Regions from separate parts of the Homo sapiens genome. Here region 2 is linked to region 1. Evidence: chromatin loops called from intact Hi-C (ENCODE). Cell type or tissue: ascending aorta. All regions are shown on one strand. Links, peaks and the distances in the headings refer to the core of each region. The heading gives the core; the rest is flanking DNA. Region 1 overlaps ADAM17 (ADAM metallopeptidase domain 17). Region 2 overlaps IAH1 (isoamyl acetate hydrolyzing esterase 1 (putative)).

Region 1 (9,895 bases), core at 649-8,648:
TGGATAAGGGATGCTCAATCTGTATCTCTTTATTTACTCCTAAAATCAGCCAAGGAAATGGGCATCTCTCCGTTCCCCCCCTTCCTTTTTTTTTTTTCTTTGTTGTTACATGAGTTGTACTGGTTTCACTTCATTTGACAGTGTTCTGCTAATGACTAGACGTGTATCTCTGACCTGGACTTGTTCTCTGGAGTTCATATTCAGCTGCCCATTTGGCACTTCAAATATAACATGTCCAAAATTAGTTACCTTTTTTTTTTTTTTGAGACAGAGTCTCACTGTCACCCAGGCTGGAGCGCAGTGGCGCAATCTTGGCTTACTGCAACCTCCACTTCCCAGGTTCAAGTGATTCTCGTGCCTCAGCCTCACGAATAGCTGGGATTACAGGTGTCCCCCACCACGCCTGGCTAATTTTTTTTTTTTTTTTTTTTTTGTATTTTTAGTAGAGATGGGGTTTCATCATATTGGACAGGCCTGTGTTGAACTCCTGACCTCTGGTGATCCACCTGCCTCAGCCTCCCAAAGTGCTGGGATTACAGACGTGAACCACTGCCCCAGCCAGTTACCTATTCTTTTGATTACAAGAATGAGTAGCTGGACACAGTGGCTTACACCTATAGTCCCAGCACTTTGGGAGGCTGAGGCCGGCGGATGACTTGAGGCCAGGAGTTCAAGACCAGCTTGACCAACATGGTGAAACCTGTCTCTACTAAAAATACAAAAATTAGCCAGGCGTGGTGGTGCGTGCCTGTAATCCCAGCTACTGGGGAGACTGAGGCAGGAGAATTGCTTGAACCCGGGAGGCAGAGGTTGCAGTGTGCCAAGGTTGAGCCACTGCAGTGCAGCCTGGGCAGCAGAGTGAGACTCCATCTCAAAAAAAAAAAAAAAAAAAAAAAAGAATGAGTATCGGATACAGGTTTAGCCTAGGACTAGGCAGGGCTGCTGGTAATTGTGGAAGTAGTCTCATTGCCTAACCTGAAACTTGCATCCTGGTTACTGGTCTTGCTGGAGAGTCTTGGCTCAGGTTACGTCCCAGGTCTGTTGAGGAGCTCTTGATAGGGAATTAGTTGAAGCAGCTCATACTCTATCCTCCTTTACTGGTATAAATCCATAAAATTGTTTAGTTCCCAGGCTCTGGGGTCCCTGGCCTAGCAGAGAGCACTGCTCCCTTTTTCTCATTCCTTAGTCCCAACAACCCGCACCTGACACTTACTACACGTGGCCTGCTTCCCTGTCCTGTGTGTTTTGGGGGGTGCTGAAGAGGAAGGCTCCTGTGTCTTCAGCACAAACACAATAAACACTTCACAGCAGTACTGGCTTTATGTTTTCCATTTCTGATATCAGAAGTAGGAGCATGACATTGATAGTGTCATTTTGGGGGAACTTTTCGTACTTCATGCAGCAGAGCAGTGAAGAGTGAGCTGAGTGCCTTGGGGTTCTGCAGTACACTCTCAAGTAGTATTTTAGGAAAATGCAATTTGCTGAAAAAATAAAAGAAATTAATGTAAAAAATCCACAAGCTGGGCGCGGTGGCTCACGACTGTCATCTCAGCATTTTGGAAAGCTAAGGGGGAAGGATCACTTGAGCCCAGGAGTTTGAGACCAGGCTGGGCAACATGGCAAGACCTTGTCTCTACAAAAAAATAGAAACAAAAATTAGCCAGGTGCGGTGGCATGTGCCTGTGGTCCCAGCCACCCGGAGGATTGCTCATGCCCAGGAGGTTGAGGCTGCAGTGAGTGGTGATTGTGCCCTGCACTCTAGCCTGAGCAACAGAGCGAGACCCTGTCTCAAAAACAAAACAAAACAAAAACCCACACGTTTCCAGAACCTTCTCATATAACACTTTATTTACATTGTTCTTAAATACGTGTGGGACGGTTATATACATACCACTATACTTATGTGTATATATGTTGATATACACACAAAATTATATACATAATTTTTGTTTGTTTGTTTTTGAGATGGAGTCTCACTCTATCACCTAGGCTGGAGTGCAGTGGCGTGATCTCAGCTCACTCACTGCAACCTCTGCCACCCGGGTTCAAGCGATTCTCCTGCCTCAGGCTTCTGAGTAGCTGGGATTACAGGTGCCTGCCACCGCGCCTGGCTAATTTTTGTATTTTTAGTAGAGACTGGGTTTTACCATGTTGGCCAGGCTGGTCTTGAACTCCCACCCTTGTGATCCACCCACCTCGGCCTCCCAAAGTGCTGGGATTACAGGTGTGAGCCACTGTGACCTGCCATATACATAATTTTTTAAAGTTTCACGATTAGTTTTAGCTTAAAAATGTCAGCTCTGGGCTTAATGAAGAAAATATGGATATACTTTATGTCAATGCATTAAAGTGAATGGCCATAAAAGCTTATCCCAGAGACAAAACAATTCAGATATAAGAGAAGTGGGAGAGTGGAAGGTTTATCTAATCTTCTGTAGGCAACTCCACAGCTACAACCAGAAGGCCATTTTGTTACAGGCCTGAAAGCCCCGTTTTCTTTTTATTCTTCTTTGAAACCTTTAGAAGGAACAAAGTATTGGCTACTTTTTACCGCTGATGTCAGTGTTAAGAATCTTGTGATAACATAGATTTACTCTCCCTGCTGAAAATCACTATGTGGCTCATCAGTAACACAACTAGACATGATGACTTAATGCAAAGGAAGTCCTATGTAAATGAGCAATGAAATTGCAACTGTGTATAAGGAACAAAATAGAATATGAAACTCCAGAATCTTTTGTTTTCATTTCTGTTTCTCCCAAGGCTCTATCATTCAAAACTCCAGAATCTTTCAGCATGCAATTGTCTCCTGATATCAGCCCCTCTCTTGTTTTGTTTTCTTTTTTTTTTTTTTAATCACAGTGAGCCACAACCTAGGAGTCTTTTAGTGGTTTCTACTTGGTTTGCTCTGCAGCCTACCAGCAGATTTCCTACATTCCGGTCTTGTTCCCCTCTAGCCCATTCTCCACACTGCAGTCATAATGAAATTTCTTTCTTTTTTGGGGGGGATGGAGTCTCACTCTGTCACCCAGGTTGGAGTGCAGTGGCATGATCTCGGCTCACTGCCACCTTTGCCTCCTGGGTTCAAGCGATTCTCATGCCTCAGCCTCCCAAGTAGCTGAGATTATACGCACCTGCTACCACGCCCAGCTAATCTTGTATTTTTAGCAGAGACAGGGTTTTGCCACGTTGGCCAGGCTGGTCTCTAACTCCTGACCTCAAGTGATCGCCCACCTTGGCTTTCTCTCTCTTTTTTTTTTTTTGGATTTTGAGACAGGATCTGGCCTCGTTGCCTAGGCTGGAGTGCAGTGGCACGATATCAGCTCACTGCAACCTCTGCCTCCTGAGCTCAAGCCATCCTCCCACCTCAGCCTCCTGAGCAGCTGGGACTGCAGGTGTACACCACCACGCCTGGCTAATTTTTGTATTTTATTTTATTTATTTTTTTGGTAGAGACGGGGTTTTGCTGTGTTGCCCAAGCTTGTCTTGAACTCCTGGGGCTCAAGCGATCTACCCATCTTGGCCTCCCAAGGTGCTGGGATGACAGGCATGAGCCACCACAGCTGGCCTATAATGAAATTTCCAACTTACAGCTATTGCCATTATCCAAAGCCCAGAATCCCTGATTTCCTTCCATAGCCCTTCATGGCCTGACCAGTGCCTGACTCTCCAGCCTCACACTTCATATTCTCTCTGTACTGCTCTGCACTGTAGCCTCATTGAGTTGCTTTCACGTCTTTAAGTGTTGTGTTCTATTTTTTGTGGAATTCAGCATATGTTATGCCCTTGACCTAAGGCCTCTCCTTTCTTTTCCTTCTCTGGGGTGCTGCCTCATCCTTCTGGTCTTCAAAACCGTTTCCCTGGGAAAACATCTTTGACTCAGCAGGCAGGGATCATGCCCCTGCTGTGTCTGTGCATAACTTTCTGTGGCTACTTCTGTCTTGGTCTGTGATGTACTTTATAATAATTTTGGTCTTTCCTCCAGTGTCACAATACTGGAAGTCTGTTTCTTTTTCTCTGTGTTGTATCCTTAGTGCCTGAAAGGTAGGAGGTTCTCAATAAATATTTGTTAAATAATCAAGTAAATGGAGTCTGGTGGAAAAGAGAAAAAATAAGTGTAGAATGTGTGTGCAAGAAAGGAGGGGTAGGGGGATGAAAAAGATAACAAAAGCACATAACAAAACAACAAAAAGCAAAAACAACAAAAAATGCAGATGACAAAAAAGATAACAAAATGATGACTGCTGTGGCAACTTGTAGAAAGTAAGGAAGGTGCTCTCATTCTAGAGAGAAGTAGGCAGCCATTGTAGTTTTTTAAAGAGAGAATATGGGCTGGGCTCTGTGGCCCACGCCTGTAATCCCAGCACTTTGGGAGGCCGAAGTGGGTGGATCACGAGGTCAAGAGATCAAGACCATCCTGGCCAACACAGTGAAACCCCTTCTCTACTAAAAATACAAAAATTAGCTGGATAGGTGGTGTGCACCTGTAGTCCCAGCTACTTGGGAGGCTGAGACAGGAGAATCGCTTGAACCCAGGAGGCGGAGGTTGCAGTGAGCTGAGATCACGCCACTGCATTCCAGCCTGGCGACAGAGTGAGACTCCATTTCAAAAAAAAAAAAAGAATATGGCCAGACACTGAGCTGAGATAGACAGTGCGGCAGTGTCTGGTATTAACTGTAATAAACTCTACTGTCAGAAGCAGGTGGTTTATACTTAAGTTTATTGAGAGAATTGGATATGGATAAGAGATAAACTCTTGGGAAATGGGGAGAAATATAAATTCTGTTGTAAAGCCTGTAAAAAATTGAGATTACTAGTGGTTAGAATTTTGGAAGTGAAGTGCAGTGAAATATTGAGTACCTGAGAGGTTACTTGTTAGTGAAAACACAATAGCAGTAGTACGTAGCTACAGTTTGGCTCCAAAGGAAGAACTGTTTTTACTATAGTTTGTAATGGCTTCAGAATCTTCAATTTGAGATATCCAGTTATTAAAAGAGAATCAATTGCAGTTGAAATGCATTAGTTAAGTATTTTAAAGTGCTTTAGCAAGCTACATTTAAAAAGTGCTTATTATAGAAAATATACCCAAAATAACCAATGATGTTACTGTCTTGTGCTTATTTTTTCTAGACCTATTTTTATACATAGTTAAGATTATACAATATGAATATTTCTGAAATCTATATTTAACATTATAACATATGTATTTTTCCATGTTCTTTCTTTTTTTTTTTTTTTGAGACTGGGTCTCATCCTGTCACCCAGGCTGGAGTGCAGTGGTGCTATCTTGGCTTACTGCAGCCTTGACCTCCTGGGCTCAAGTGATCCTCCCGCCTGAACCTTCTGAGTAGCTGAGACTACAAGCACATGCCACCATGCCTGGCTAATTTTATTTTTACTTTTTGGAGAGATGAGGGTCTCACTATTTTGCCCAGGCTGGTCTCGAACTCCTTGGGTCAAGCAATTCTCTCACCTTGACCTCCCAAAGTGCTGGGATTACAGGAGCGAGCCACCGCCCTCAGCCCCATGTTCTTAAAAACCTTTTGTGAACGACATTTAAAATAGTTGCAGATTTTTTCCCCTGTCTTTGGAAGTGTTACAACATCCAACCATTTCACAGTTACTAATTTACCATCATTCTGGTTTTTGTCCTTGAAAATAAGGCAAGGCTGAATAATGAACATCTTTGTGGCTAAAGTTTTTTTCTTTACTTTGAGTTGTTACCTTCCTTTAGCTTAGTTCAGTGGTTTTTTCTTTTTCTTTTTTGAGATGGAGTCTTGCCTTGTTGCCCAGGCTGGAGAGTAGTGGTGTGATCTCGGCTCACTGCAACCTCCGCCTCCCAGGTTCAAGCAGTTCTCTTGCCTCAGCCTACCGAGTAGCTGGGATTATAGGCGTCTGCTGCCATGCCCAGCTAATTTTTTGTATTTTTAGTAGAGACAGGGTTTTGCCATGTTGGCCAGGCTGGTCTTGAACTCCTGACCTCAGGTGATCCACCCGCCTCTGCCTCTCCAAGTGCTGGGATTACAAGTGTGAGCCACCATGCCCAGCCAGTTCAGTGATTTTCATATTTGAGTGTGTCAGCCTTGCCTGGAAGCCTTGTTAAACACAGACTATTGGATCCCACTGGGCGGATTTCTGTTTGAGCAGGTCTGAGGGGAGACCTGAGCATTTGCATTTTTAACAAATTCCCAGTTGATGATGATGCTGCTGGTTTGGGAACTACACTTTGAGAACTACTGGGCTATATTATTGACAATGAAACTATAATGTTGAGGTTAAGTTCCTAAGTCAGTAGGAGTGATTATGATCTTGAATGAAACTGAGTTCATGTACCAACCTGTATCAGGGAAATTGAAGAACTAAAGGACCATATTGCATTTCAGCACTGAGAATTCGTGCAGTTTGTGAACATGTGAGTGCTGATATGTGCAAGGTTTTTGCTGAGTATTGTGAGGCAAGGATGTTGTAATGAATAAAAAATAGCCCTTTTTGGCTTTTTTTTTCTTCTTTTGAGATGGAGTCTTGCTCTGTCGCCAGGCTGGAGTGCAGTGATGTGATCTCAGCTCACTGCAACTTCCGCCTCCCAGGTTCAAGCGATTCTTCTGCCTCAGCCTCATGAGTAGCTGGGACTACAGGTGCCCGCCACCACGCCTGGCTAATTTTTTGTATTTTGGTAGAGACTGGGTTTCACCATGTTTGCCAGGATGGTCTCCATCTCCTGACCTTGTGATCCCCCTGCCTTGGCCTCCCAAAGTGCTGGGATTACAGGCGTGAGCCACCGTGCCCAGCCCGGCCTTTTTTCCCCCGCCTAGAGATGGAGTCTTGCTCTGTCGCCCAGGCTAGAGTGTAGTGGTGCAATCTCAGCTCCCTGCAACATCTGCCTCCTGGGTTCAAGCGATTCTCCTGCCTCAAACTAGCTGGGATTACAGGCATGCACCACCATGCCCGGCTAATTTTGTATTTTTAGTAGAGACAGGGTTTCACCATGTTAATCAGGCTGGTCTGGAACTCCTGGCTTCAGGTGATCCTTGGCCTCCCAAAGTGCTGGGATTACAGGTGTGAGCCACCATGCATGGCCTCATTTGGGAAACTTTTGATATCAGAATCTTAGGTTTTTCATTAGAGATTGTCAGATTTCCATATTCCTCTGGAAGGTAAAGGCCTAATTGCTAGCATTCTGGAAGCCAGTTAGGGTAGGAGGGTAGGAGGGTAGGGTATTGGGTAGAGGATAAAGAAGGGGTTTGGGAAAGGTGGGGGGTGTCTCTTGGCAGTTGTATGGTTAAATTGAGTTTTTGTTTTATTTAGTGATATGTGTTTTTTGGGTACATGTGATATTTTGATACCTGTGTATAATATGTAGTGATCAAATCAGGGTGATTGGGATACCCATCATTTGAAACATCTTTTCTGTGTTAGGAATATTACAAGTCTTCTAGCTGTTTTGAAGTATACAATAAATTGTTAACTATAATTTCTGTACTGTACTATCAAATATTAGAACTTACTAATCAAACTGTATTTTTGTAACACTAACCACTTTCTGTTCATCTCCACCACTCCCACTTCCCTTCTCAGCCTCTGGTAACCACCATTCTGCTGTCTACCTCCACGAGATCCACTTTTTTAGCTTCCACACATGAGTAAGAGTCTTTCTTTTAAAACTGGTTTTGTGAGCATATTTAACATCAGTAGCAATAAACTTGTATTTTAAGCTCCTGTTGCTGTATTTTGAGGACCTTCTAAGTCCATTGGAAGGATTTTGAATACCATAGTGTCTGCAGTGATAGTTGTTGAAAGAAAGGGAAGGCATCAGTGCAAATATTTTTAGACAGTTTTTAAAGAGACTCAAGTCACCCAATTTGTCTTCTAAAAATCCTGATTTTGGAAGAGGCAGTGGAGTTTCTGTTGATAAAAAATGATTTATAGTTTGTGCTTGGCACTTCCTAATGGATTACATCAGGAAAGATTTATTGTCTGGCACTCTCATTTTAACGATACTACAATTGATTATTAGGTTTAGATGCTAATACCTTTTTTACCTTTATTTCAGAGAAGCTTGATTCTTTGCTCTCAGACTACGATATTCTCTCTTTATCTAATATCCAGCAGCATTCGGTAAGAAAAAGAGATCTACAGACTTCAACACATGTAGAAACACTACTAACTTTTTCAGCTTTGAAAAGGTAATTTGAATTATTCATGGAATAATGTTGGGGCACTGGGGGCTTGGTTTGGCAAAAACAAAAAAGTAAGGGTATCTACTGAAATCTTGGGAAATTACATTTTAAAGATTTGTAATTAATTTCCAGTATAATGCTTATTCTAAAATTCATACTGGGGCTGGGTGCAGTGGCTCACGCCTATAATCCGAGCACTTTGGGGGGCCAAGACATGTGGATTGCTTGAGCTCAGGAGTTTGCCCAAGCTCAGCCTGGGCAACATGGCAAAACCCCGTCTCTACTAAAAGTACAAAAATTAGGCATGGTGACACGTGCCTGTAATCCCAGCTACTTGGGAGGCTGAGGCAGGAGAATCACTTGAACCAGGGAGGTGGAGGCTGCACTAGCCGAGATGGTGCCACTGCACTCCAGACTGGGCAACAGAGTGAGACTCTGTCTCAAAAAATAAATAAATAAAATAAATAAAGTTCATACTGATGAGTATTTTTAAAAAAGTAAATAGATATTGCAGAGGTGTTAATGATGGTAACGATGTTTAGAAAATTCTAACATAATTTAAATTAATTGAATGCTTATAAAACCTTTTGTTTTTGGTGCTACTTTATAACCATCAATCATGTGCTAAATATTATCTTTATATATGAAGAGATAAAGATTTTGTTCAGGACCCCACAGCCTGGTGGTGAGCTGGGTCTAGATTTTACTGTTCTATTTATTTATTTAGCTAACTAGTTACTTAGTTTCCAGGATTCTTTAACCTGCTTCATATTTATTTATTTTTAAAAACAGGGTCTTGCCATGTTGCCAAGGCTGATCTTGAACTTCTGGGCTCAGGTGGTCTTTCCATCTTGGCCTCCCAAAGTGCTGGGATTACAGGTGTGAGCCACCATGCCTGGCCCAAATTTAATATTCTTTCTACATTGAGTTCCTCTTACTTCTTAGCATAAATTGATGGATATGTTCTATTTCAGTAGTAATTTTAATACCACGTATTGTTTTGCACATTGAAATGTTAAATAATTGCAGGCCTCTTTTTAAAGTCTTTAGGAAGCTTTATTCAGTATCAAAAAACAGACACATGGAGAATTGACTGAATTATTCTTTATTTATTTATTTTTTTGAGAGTCTTGCTCTGTCGTCCAGGCTGGAGTGCAGTTGTGTGATCTTGGCTCACTGCAACCTCTGCCTCCTGGGTTCAAGCGATTCTTGTGCCTCAGCCTCTCAAGTAGCTGGGACTACAGGTGCACAGCACCACGCCTGGGTGATTTTTGTTATTTTTAGTAGAGACAGAGTTTCACCATGTTGGCCAGGCTGGTCTTGAACTCCTCACCTCAAGTGATCCACGATCTCGGCCTCCCAAAGTGCTGGGATTACAGACAGGGGCCACTGCATCTGGCCATCTTTATTCTTTATATAGGACAAGCCTTCTCAACTATGTTAAAAAATAAAAGGAATATGTGCGTCTGGTTTAAAAAACAAGCCATGGAGGATATGCAAAGTTTTTACTTCTAACTCAGTTAGACTTCTCAGACCCAGAGAGGTTTCCTTTGTAAACTTCCAATTTTTTGTTTTGTTTTGTTTTTTGTTTTTTGAGACAGAGTTTTTGCTCTTGTCGCCCAGACTGGAGTGCAATGGCACGATCTTAGCTCACTGAAGCCTCCACCTCTCGGGTTCAAGCAGTTCTCCTGCCTCAGCTTCCCGAGTAGCTGGGATT
Region 2 (9,895 bases), core at 1,027-9,026, 55 kb after region 1:
GTCTGCTCCCCTCTGATCTCTTAGAGCAGCCTGGGGCAGGAGCCTCTCTCCTGCTGGCCTGTCAGTTTTCCTTAGGTTTCTGTGCTATTTTGGAACCCCTGGGTTTGAGGGCATCCTCATGGACTGGTCAGGGACTGGCTGGACTCTGCTTCCCACCCCACTTAAACCATGGGAGTCGATGAGGGAGTTCTCTTGCTTTCAAAATAGACAGAGAGCCAGGTGTGGTGACTCACACCTGTAATCCCATCACTTTGGGAGGCCGAGGTGGGCAGATCACTTGAGGTCAGGAGTTTGAGAGCAGCTTGGTCAACATGGCAAAACGCTGTCTCTACTAAAAATAAAAAAAATTAGCCGGGTGTGGTAGCGTACACCTGTAATCCCAGCTGCTAGGGAGGCTGAGGCAGGAGAATTGCTTGAACCCAGGGGGCGGAGGTTGCTGTGAGCTGAGATTGCGCCGCTACACTCTAGCCTGGGCAACAGAGCGAGACTCCATTTCAAATAAATAAATAAATAAGTAAAAAATAAAATAAATAAAAGACAAAGAACCCGGTAGTTAAATAAAATCACTGGGTTGGAAGCTCACCATCCATACAGTGGAGTGAGGAACTCTTCCAAGTTCAATAATGTGTAGGTAAAGAAGATAGGTTGAGGGCAGTGTCTCACATCTATAATCCCAGCACTTTGGGAGGCCAAGGTGGGTGGATCACTTGAGCTCAGGAGTTGTTTGAGACCAGCCTGGGCAACATTGTGAAACCTCACCTCTTAAAAAAAAAAAAAAAAAAGGTAACACGTAGCAGATGCCAAATAAATCTGTTGTGTTGAATGCCAAGAGGCTTGGGGTGCTCTGGAAGGACAGAGCCCGACACAGTAAAAGTCCAAGAAATATTTTATAAATTAGTGAATGATGAAAAGGTTTTCTTTTTTTTTTTTTGAGATGGAGTCTCACTCTCGCCCAGGCTGGAGTGCAGTGGCGCGATCTCAGGTCACCGCAGCCTCCGCCTCCCGGGTTCAAGTGATTCTCGTGCCTCAGCCTCCTGAGTAGCTGGGACTACAGGCAAGCACCACCACATCTGGCTAATTTTTTTTATTTTTAGTAGAGATGGGGTCTTGCCATGTTGGCCAGGCTGTTCTCGAACTCCTGGCCTCAAGTGATCTGTCCGCCTTGGCCTCCCAAAGTGCTGGGATTACAAGCGAGAGCCACTGCTCCCGGCCTTTTCTGAAAAGGTTTTCTTTTTGCTTGTTTTTGTGTTCTAGTTGATTTCTTTTTCTCCTAAGTATGGTTTAATTTTCTGGCATTTCTGCCATTCTTATGTATGCCCACATGGCTCACAGATGCCCGGTGTTTTATCCTGTGACCTGTCAGAGCTGTTCTTGGGAGGAGTTGTGGAGCTTTGGCTGCAGGGCTCATGCTCCTGGGGTCACTGAGCTCCCCACCCAAGGGTGGACAGTTGTGTCCCAGCTGCTCTCGCTTTCAGGGAGCCAGTGTGGGCCCTGAGGGGCACACTTTAGACTGAAAAACCAAGGATTGAAGTCAGCAGGGTGACAAGAAAGTTGGGACAAAGGGAAGCATTTAGAAGAGCATTGTGAGGGGCTTGAAGGGGAGAGAATAGTTAGACTTTGAAGAGAGGTCTTGAATCTAGAATGGATTTTTCTCTGCATTTTTTTTTAAACCTTGTGGCCTCTGTCACTGAAGGCTGAGGAGTGTGACCTCAGAAACTACTCCTTGGTGGGGGCTATGGATAGTATTAGCTATTTAAATAAAAAATAAATGTGATTTCTTACCTCTTTGGGAGCATGGTCAGGGAGGAAAGAGGAGGCAGGAGGAGAGGCAGGTCTCAGAACAATCCAGCTGTCAATGCGTGTTCTCTGTTCCAGAAACTGACAACTCCTGCAAGGTGTGCTGCAGGGACCTTTCTGGCCGCTGTGTGCCCTATGTCGATGCTGAACAAAAGAACTTATTTTTGAGGAAAGGAAAGCCCTGTACAGTAGGATTTTGTGACATGAATGTGAGTATTTATGTACAGCTTTTTCTGTAACAGCCAGATAGGAAGTTTTTATTTTGTAAGTACTTGATTTTGCAGATGAAAACAAATCAAAACACAAGTGGGGCTACATCCTTCTGGCCCATTGTTATCTACGGGTATTACTTAGGAGGAGAAGACGGAGTGCTTTCAGGTCCCTGCCTGTAGTTTCCTTCTGTGGTGGGAGGCTTTGAGCCCAGAGACTGAGAAGGACTGGGGTGGGGACTTTATGGTAAAGTTGGTTGGTTTCAGGCAGTGGGTCCTAATTATGTTTTCCTAGATTACTTACAGAACTGACTAAGATTGCAAAATTATTCAGGGTGTGATTTTGAAACAGGTGCTGAATGAGTAGGAAAGACCTAGAAGGCTGCTTGACTTACTTAAGCCAGACCCTTTTGTTCTCTAGAGAAGCATAATTTTTCTCATGCAGAATGATGGGAGAGGGTTTTAAGATTTACGAGGCTTCACAGGGAGTCTGGCTGTGTTGTTCACTGTCCACTGTGTATGTGTAGAGTCCTTACTGGAATGCCTCATCTTTAGCAAACTGGTTTCCTTGATTTTTGTCTCCTGGTAATTCTAAATCACTTGTAAAAATGGAGTAATTATGAAAGTGTTAATGACAGATGTTCTACTTTCTTGGGTACTCATTACGCGGAAGTTATTGCCTTGTGTCAAAGATGGGAAAACGTTTGATTTTAATGAAGCCCTTTACATGTCAGTTATTTTTATAAAGCTACATTGCTTCTGAATACATTGTGTTTGGGAATGATGCTGTATGTATGTTTTTTCTTCATAGGGCAAATGTGAGAAACGAGTACAGGATGTAATTGAACGATTTTGGGATTTCATTGACCAGCTGAGCATCAATACTTTTGGTAGGTGATTTCCCCAGATTACTTACTGAGAGCTGAGTCAATTTCTGTGATGACATTAGAAAAGTGTGCTTTCAGAGTGATGTGCTTTAATTCTGCAGTAGAAGGTGGAACTATTCACAGCTTTAGTTATGAAACAACTTTGTTGGCTAGAATAAAATGAACTCATAGATAGTCTGTCCCCGTGGAGCTTGGATGCACAGATTTTCTGACAAGGGAAATAAAGTCAAAATACTGGCTTCCTTCTTTACCCAAAAATATCCATGTGATTAGCATAAGCATAGTTTAATGCTATAGACTGAATCCTGATTGATGTAAGAGTGTTTATTTGACTGAATGCTATATACTGAATCCTGCTTGATGTAAAAGTGAGCCTCATATTTTGCAGAAGCAGGGTATATCATGTTGTCACGAGTCCATAATTTAATCACAAAAATAATATCCAGGTAACAAAAACTTTGTCTTCTTAAGCATTTACTAGTAGTAGCATTCCATATTAATCTGTTGACACAGCTACTCCAGGTAACATGTTGAATATTCTGCAATCTCTTCCTGTCAGCCAGTATATGAGGGCTATTTCTTTAAAAGCACTTGGTATGGAGAGATGGTGTGGTGTAATACAGGCAGCACAGACATTCTGCTCTCGGTAGTATGTCTAGCCAGCAGCTCTGGCATTTGACACAATGGTAATATCCTAAGAGCATTTCACTTTAGATTTGTGAAGTACTTGGTCAAGACATTAACTGTTTGGAATTGTTCACAGGAAAGTTTTTAGCAGACAACATCGTTGGGTCTGTCCTGGTTTTCTCCTTGATATTTTGGATTCCTTTCAGCATTCTTGTCCATTGTGTGGTAAGTCATCAACTTTTAAGTAATTAAATGTTTTATTTAAATTTTGATCAACTCCAACCATGTAATCTCTGGAAAAGGTAAAACTTGTTCTTAGCAAAGTTTGGCCTGATATTTCCAATAGCTTTTTTTGTTGTTATTCCTAGGGGAACATGTCTTGTAGAAAGCTTAACTAATGGTCTTTTAAAAAAAATACTATTTTTGTGTGTTGGTGTTTTAATATATAAATTTCTTAGGAATTTTATACTTTTAAGCATAGGAGACTGTTTAACTGGATTTGTCCAGGTCCTTTGATGAGTAAAGCCCTTATTGAAGAGCATTTTCAGGCTGACTTCGTTGCAATAGAGCAAATATCAAACATCGGCATTTCAGATGTTCCCCATATATCATGTAGATTATTGGCAGCAGATGGCTATGTCTTCAGCCTTCTGCACAAATAGGATGTAGGGACTGGGGCCCAGCTGTCATATAGAGTATTTACATCTTCCCCAAAAAATAAGAGTAAGCAGTCTTTTCTGTTCTCATTCAGAATCAGTAACAGCTACAAGTTGAATTGGGCTTTGACTAAGGAACTCCTGGTCCTTTATAAATTTGAGGCCCTTTTTCATAAATGTTCTTACGAATCCATTCACTTGCATCTGTGGGGAATGGGGATTTGTCTGCTGTAGAGATGAGAAAGTCACACCCAGGCTTCCAGACTTGTTTTCCCAAACTCTTTCATAGTGGCCTTCCTATGAGCATTTAAAAATTCCAGCACAACTCTGATGACAAAGGAGTTTTTCCTACTGCCTCCTTCCTTTCCTTTCCTGCTGGCTTCTCCTGCCTAGGGGCCATCTCACAGAGCAGCTCTTCCTCAGGGTGGTGAGCATGATGGGTATAGGAAGATCTCTAGGGAGCACTTGTGCTGAAGAAAGCTGAAGGTGACGTGCTTGAAGCTTTGACAGATGTCTCTGGATGACAGTGCCATCCATCACGATTGCTTCTATTGGAGGATGGAACCTATTTTGTTTACAGGGAAGTTGCACATGTGGACAAGGCACGACCCTTGATTTCAGAGCAAAGCCTCCGATAGGAGGGAGGGCCATGGCTTGTTTTTGGTCATAGAATGCATTGATGGCACCCAGACAGGAAGCCTAGTCCTGGATTCTTGGTCCTTGCCCTCTGTCACCTATTATGCTTCAGCCACAGGCAGGGATGGGGCAGCAGATGGCCATGTGGTTAGCCTTCTGCAGAAGTAGGATGTAGGGATTGAGGCCCAGTTCCTCCAGCAGAGCATGGTCCACAGAAACTGTGGAGACAGCTAAGAGAGTGAGGCCATGGGCCGGGGCAGTGCGAAGAATGCTGCAGGCCCAGCCACCTGGGTCTTCCTACCAGTTGCCCTTCCAGTCAGTGCGGTCCTGGTGTACCCAGCATCTGGGACATTTGTCATTTCATGCACAGGAAGATGCCTTTATTATTCCCCTGCCCACAGAGGGATAAATTTCTCAGAAAACATAGCACTTAAACCTTGCCTCTTTCTGTACTTAACGCCAAAATGTATTTCCTTTGAGTGCAAAGGAAACACTTCTAGACTGGTGGCATAACTAAAGCTTGGGTGAGAAATGGATTGTCATCTGTTGAGCCTGCTATCACTTTCTACAACTCAGGTTCTAAGTTCTTCAGTTAGTGTTAGGAATAGCCTGTGATGAAATAGTACTCACTAACTGAATTGTATTTGTAGGGAATGACCTTCTTGCTGTTTCTTTCTAGGATAAGAAATTGGATAAACAGTATGAATCTCTGTCTCTGTTTCACCCCAGTGTAAGTATACCATATGAAAGAAACATAATCTTCGCCTGGTCTGAGGCCCTGTTAGGCAAAGACCTTCACCTGACCCAGCAAGAGCTTTCACTGGCTGATGGAAGGTCATGTTGCAGCAGGAAGGGTCTAGGTTGGAATGTTTACCCTTCTGACAACAGTGATGGTGAACTTCGATTAGTTGCATGGATGGACATTTAAAGAGCTGTGCTGTCCCCTTCCCAAGCCATAAGGAGTGATTTAGCCATTCAACACTTAGTTAATATTTTGAGTTCAATTTCTCTCTTGGGATCTTACCTTGAGAGGTTTGAATCCTCTTTTGGGTCTTCAAATGGTAAGTAAGTTTTCAGGATGCTTGAAAGCTAGTAATTACTGTTTTTGCCATTAAAAGTAATGGCATTAATTACTTTTGCACCAACCTAGTATTTTTTAGTCACTTAGGTTGAGTGAGCCTCACCTAGCACTTTTTTCTTAGCATCACAGTGCCAACAGAATAAGAGGCTGTTTGATGGGTAAGGGTGGAGCTGTGAGGACCTCCGATTCATCTTTTATTCCTATCAATCAATTGAACCCATGTCTTTGCAGAACGTCGAAATGCTGAGCAGCATGGATTCTGCATCGGTTCGCATTATCAAACCCTTTCCTGCGCCCCAGACTCCAGGCCGCCTGCAGCCTGCCCCTGTGATCCCTTCGGCGCCAGCAGCTCCAAAACTGGACCACCAGAGAATGGACACCATCCAGGAAGACCCCAGCACAGACTCACATATGGACGAGGATGGGTTTGAGAAGGACCCCTTCCCAAATAGCAGCACAGCTGCCAAGTCATTTGAGGATCTCACGGACCATCCGGTCACCAGAAGTGAAAAGGCTGCCTCCTTTAAACTGCAGCGTCAGAATCGTGTTGACAGCAAAGAAACAGAGTGCTAATTTAGTTCTCAGCTCTTCTGACTTAAGTGTGCAAAATATTTTTATAGATTTGACCTACAAATCAATCACAGCTTGTATTTTGTGAAGACTGGGAAGTGACTTAGCAGATGCTGGTCATGTGTTTGAACTTCCTGCAGGTAAACAGTTCTTGTGTGGTTTGGCCCTTCTCCTTTTGAAAAGGTAAGGTGAAGGTGAATCTAGCTTATTTTGAGGCTTTCAGGTTTTAGTTTTTAAAATATCTTTTGACCTGTGGTGCAAAAGCAGAAAATACAGCTGGATTGGGTTATGAATATTTACGTTTTTGTAAATTAATCTTTTATATTGATAACAGCACTGACTAGGGAAATGATCAGTTTTTTTTTATACACTGTAATGAACCGCTGAATATGAGGCATTTGGCATTTATTTGTGATGACAACTGGAATAGTTTTTTTTTTTTTTTTTTTTTTTTGCCTTCAACTAAAAACAAAGGAGATAAATCTAGTATACATTGTCTCTAAATTGTGGGTCTATTTCTAGTTATTACCCAGAGTTTTTATGTAGCAGGGAAAATATATATCTAAATTTAGAAATCATTTGGGTTAATATGGCTCTTCATAATTCTAAGACTAATGCTCTCTAGAAACCTAACCACCTACCTTACAGTGAGGGCTATACATGGTAGCCAGTTGAATTTATGGAATCTACCAACTGTTTAGGGCCCTGATTTGCTGGGCAGTTTTTCTGTATTTTATAAGTATCTTCATGTATCCCTGTTACTGATAGGGATACATGCTCTTAGAAAATTCACTATTGGCTGGGAGTGGTGGCTCATGCCTGTAATCCCAGCACTTGGAGAGGCTGAGGTTGCGCCACTACACTCCAGCCTGGGTGACAGAGTGAGACTCTGCCTCAAAAAAAAAAAAAAAAAAAAAAAATTCACTATCTACAAACCTAGAATATTTAAAATACAAAGATTGCCTGTTTTCAAACACTATTGAATAAGAGGGTGAGATATTTCTTAACAACAACAACAACAAAAAAAACAGGTTGTTTTGAATGTGATGAGCCAGCCAGGAGATAGAATACTACCTGCCCTTAGGGTTGGGGGCTGTCCCCACAAGACTTGATACTTCAGAAACCCTTTTTATTGACCCACAAGCAGATATTTGAATTACTTCTTACTTTATTGCTCCAGGATTCTGGATGGGCTGCATTTACTGTGTGAAGGATAAAAATCATTAGCCTGGATTCTGATTTCTATAAATTGCCATTAAAAGCTTTTTTTCCCCTAAGAACTGAAATGTGCTCACCAGCCAAAACATTTTAACTTGTAAATTTTGAGGGCAGTTAACCAAACCTGTGACTAATCATATCTCCTCCTACCCCCCATTTCCAAGGACATTTGTTACTCAGATACTTGTTATACTAATACTTGAACTTGTACCTTATGGTATTTGCTATCTTTTAACTAGTCATGATATTCTTATACTTTAGTTACACTTTTGGAATTTGATACAAGGTTGAGTGGGGTGTGTGGGTGTATGTATGAGTGAAACAGTTCTCAAAAGAATGTAAGAAAAACCATTTTTATAAAATTGTGACTTTTTAAAAACATAGTCTTTGTCATTTATAGAATTAACAAGCTGCTCAGGGTATATTTTATAGCTGTAGCACTGATATCTGCATTAATAAATACTGTCGAAACACAATGGACCTAAGTATAAAACTTCCCTGAAAAATCATCTAATACTTTTATTATTAATATCAGTGGCAAAGGTTTAAGCCTGAGGAAAAAAGCGTACCTCTACGTATTGACAACTTTGAGTTCTGTAGATAACAAGCAGATTTGGGTCTCCTGTGATTGGCTAATGGTCTCCATCTCCCAGCAGACTTAATTCAGGTTTTGCTTCTGCTACATCCCGCCAGTAAGGAAGCAGCAAAGGTAGAGAAGAGACCTTTTTCTCTATCAAAGGCCAGAGATGCGAGAACAAAAATTCATTCCCCTTTGGAGACAAATGTAGTCCATCTGATAAATAAGATGAGAAGTCCTAGAAGGGAGAGAAATCGGTTAAAGGTGGGTAACTGGCCACGTGTGGTAGCTCACCCCTGTCATTCCAACACTTTGGGGCCGAGGATTACTGGAAGACAGGAGTTTGAGACCCTGTCTCTACAAAAAATTTTAAAAATACAAAAATTAGCTGGGTGTGGTGGCAAACACCTGTATTCCCACCTACTTGGGAGGCGAAGATGGGAGGATCACTTAAGCCCAGGAGTTGGAGGCTACAGTGAGGTATCATTGCACCACTGAGTTCCAGCCTGGGTGATAGACTGTCTCCCCCCACAGCGCGCGCGCGCGCGCGCACACACACACACACACACACACACACACACACACACACACACACAAAAAGGCCGGGGAGGGAGGGTATAACTTTTCTAAATGCCAGTGTGTACCATTCTCTCATTTGTGGCCCTGCGACAGAAATATCACCAGCCCCTTTCATTGTAGGCATCTGACCAGAGGTGTCTTGGACTACAGTAGCACTGATGTGCTATTTACGTAGGTGTTTGAACACACAGAGAACCCTGACTAGTGCTATAGTGCTGTCTCCATATTATAGAATTGAGTTTCATGAAAGTCACTCACCATTAAGTGAGCTGGGACCTCATTCCAGGTCTTCTGAATCATATGACATGATTCTCAGGTTATTTGAAAGAACCTTAACAGGTAAATATGGCCTATTAACGTAATCAGCAAAAATGAAAAATTTGGTATTAGGAGTGTTCAGGGGCCCCATGAGTCAATATTGTTTTTGACTCTAGGCAGGTTTTTAGGCAGAAAGAACTTCTACCATCTAACCTAGAACAGTAATTGCTGGGACACAGGAGTCCAGTCTCCCTCCCATTGCCCTGAACTCAAGAGTACATATTTAAAAAGATACACATATTTTTGGAGACAGGGTCTTGCTTTGCTGCCCAGGCTGGAGTGCAGTGACATGATCATGGCTCACTGCAGCCTCAACCTCCTGGGCTCAAGCGATCTTTCTAACCTCAGCCCCCTGAGCAGCTGGGACTACAGGCACGTGCCACCATACCTGGCTACCTGGCTAATTTTTGTGCTTTTTGTAGAGATGGGTCTCTCATTATGTTGCCCAGGCTGGTTTTGAACTCCTAGGCTCAAGCAATACTCCCACCTTGGCCTCACAAAGTATTGGGATCACAGGCATGAGCAGCCATACCAGGCCCTGAACTATAAGAATTTTACCCATACAGCCATTTCTTTCTTGGGGAAGAATCTCACTAGCCAAGAGCTCTGTTAGAATCTGGGTGGCCAACTAGCTTATGTGACTTTTTTTTTTTTTTTTGAGCTAGAGTCTCACTCTTGTTGCCCAGGCTAGAGAACGATGGCACAGTCTCGGCCTAATTCAACCTCTGCCTCCCGGGTTC

What was found. Peaks named below come from ENCODE experiments on the same cell type or tissue, not always from the same donor. Only the 100,000 strongest peaks of a DNase experiment are listed, where the experiment ranks them.
Region 2: a loop joins it to region 1, with 2.1 times the contacts of the local background. A loop is called at or near these places in 8 of 110 quality-filtered maps.

What each region holds. Positions count from the first base shown.
Region 1 is chr2:9,541,442-9,551,336 of GRCh38, reverse strand. It overlaps ADAM17 (ADAM metallopeptidase domain 17), which reads left to right. Exons shown (of 19, transcript NM_003183.6): 2 at 8,052-8,184. Among named protein-coding and RNA genes, the nearest start is that of ADAM17, 9.4 kb to the left of the region's middle. RefSeq lists an enhancer at 9,383-9,562. In ascending aorta, for the core only: no CTCF peak of the experiment used is centred there; no DNase peak of the experiment used is centred there; H3K27ac peaks cover 1,336 bases.
Region 2 is chr2:9,486,748-9,496,642 of GRCh38, reverse strand. IAH1 (isoamyl acetate hydrolyzing esterase 1 (putative)) reads right to left here. Exons shown (of 6, transcript NM_001039613.3): 6 at 6,901-8,496. The coding sequence ends at 8,314. It overlaps ADAM17 (ADAM metallopeptidase domain 17), which reads left to right. Exons shown (of 19, transcript NM_003183.6): 15 at 1,876-2,006; 16 at 2,818-2,896; 17 at 3,657-3,745; 18 at 5,492-5,542; 19 at 6,125-8,157. The coding sequence ends at 6,466. Among named protein-coding and RNA genes, the nearest start is that of IAH1, 17 kb to the right of the region's middle. In ascending aorta, for the core only: no CTCF peak of the experiment used is centred there; no DNase peak of the experiment used is centred there.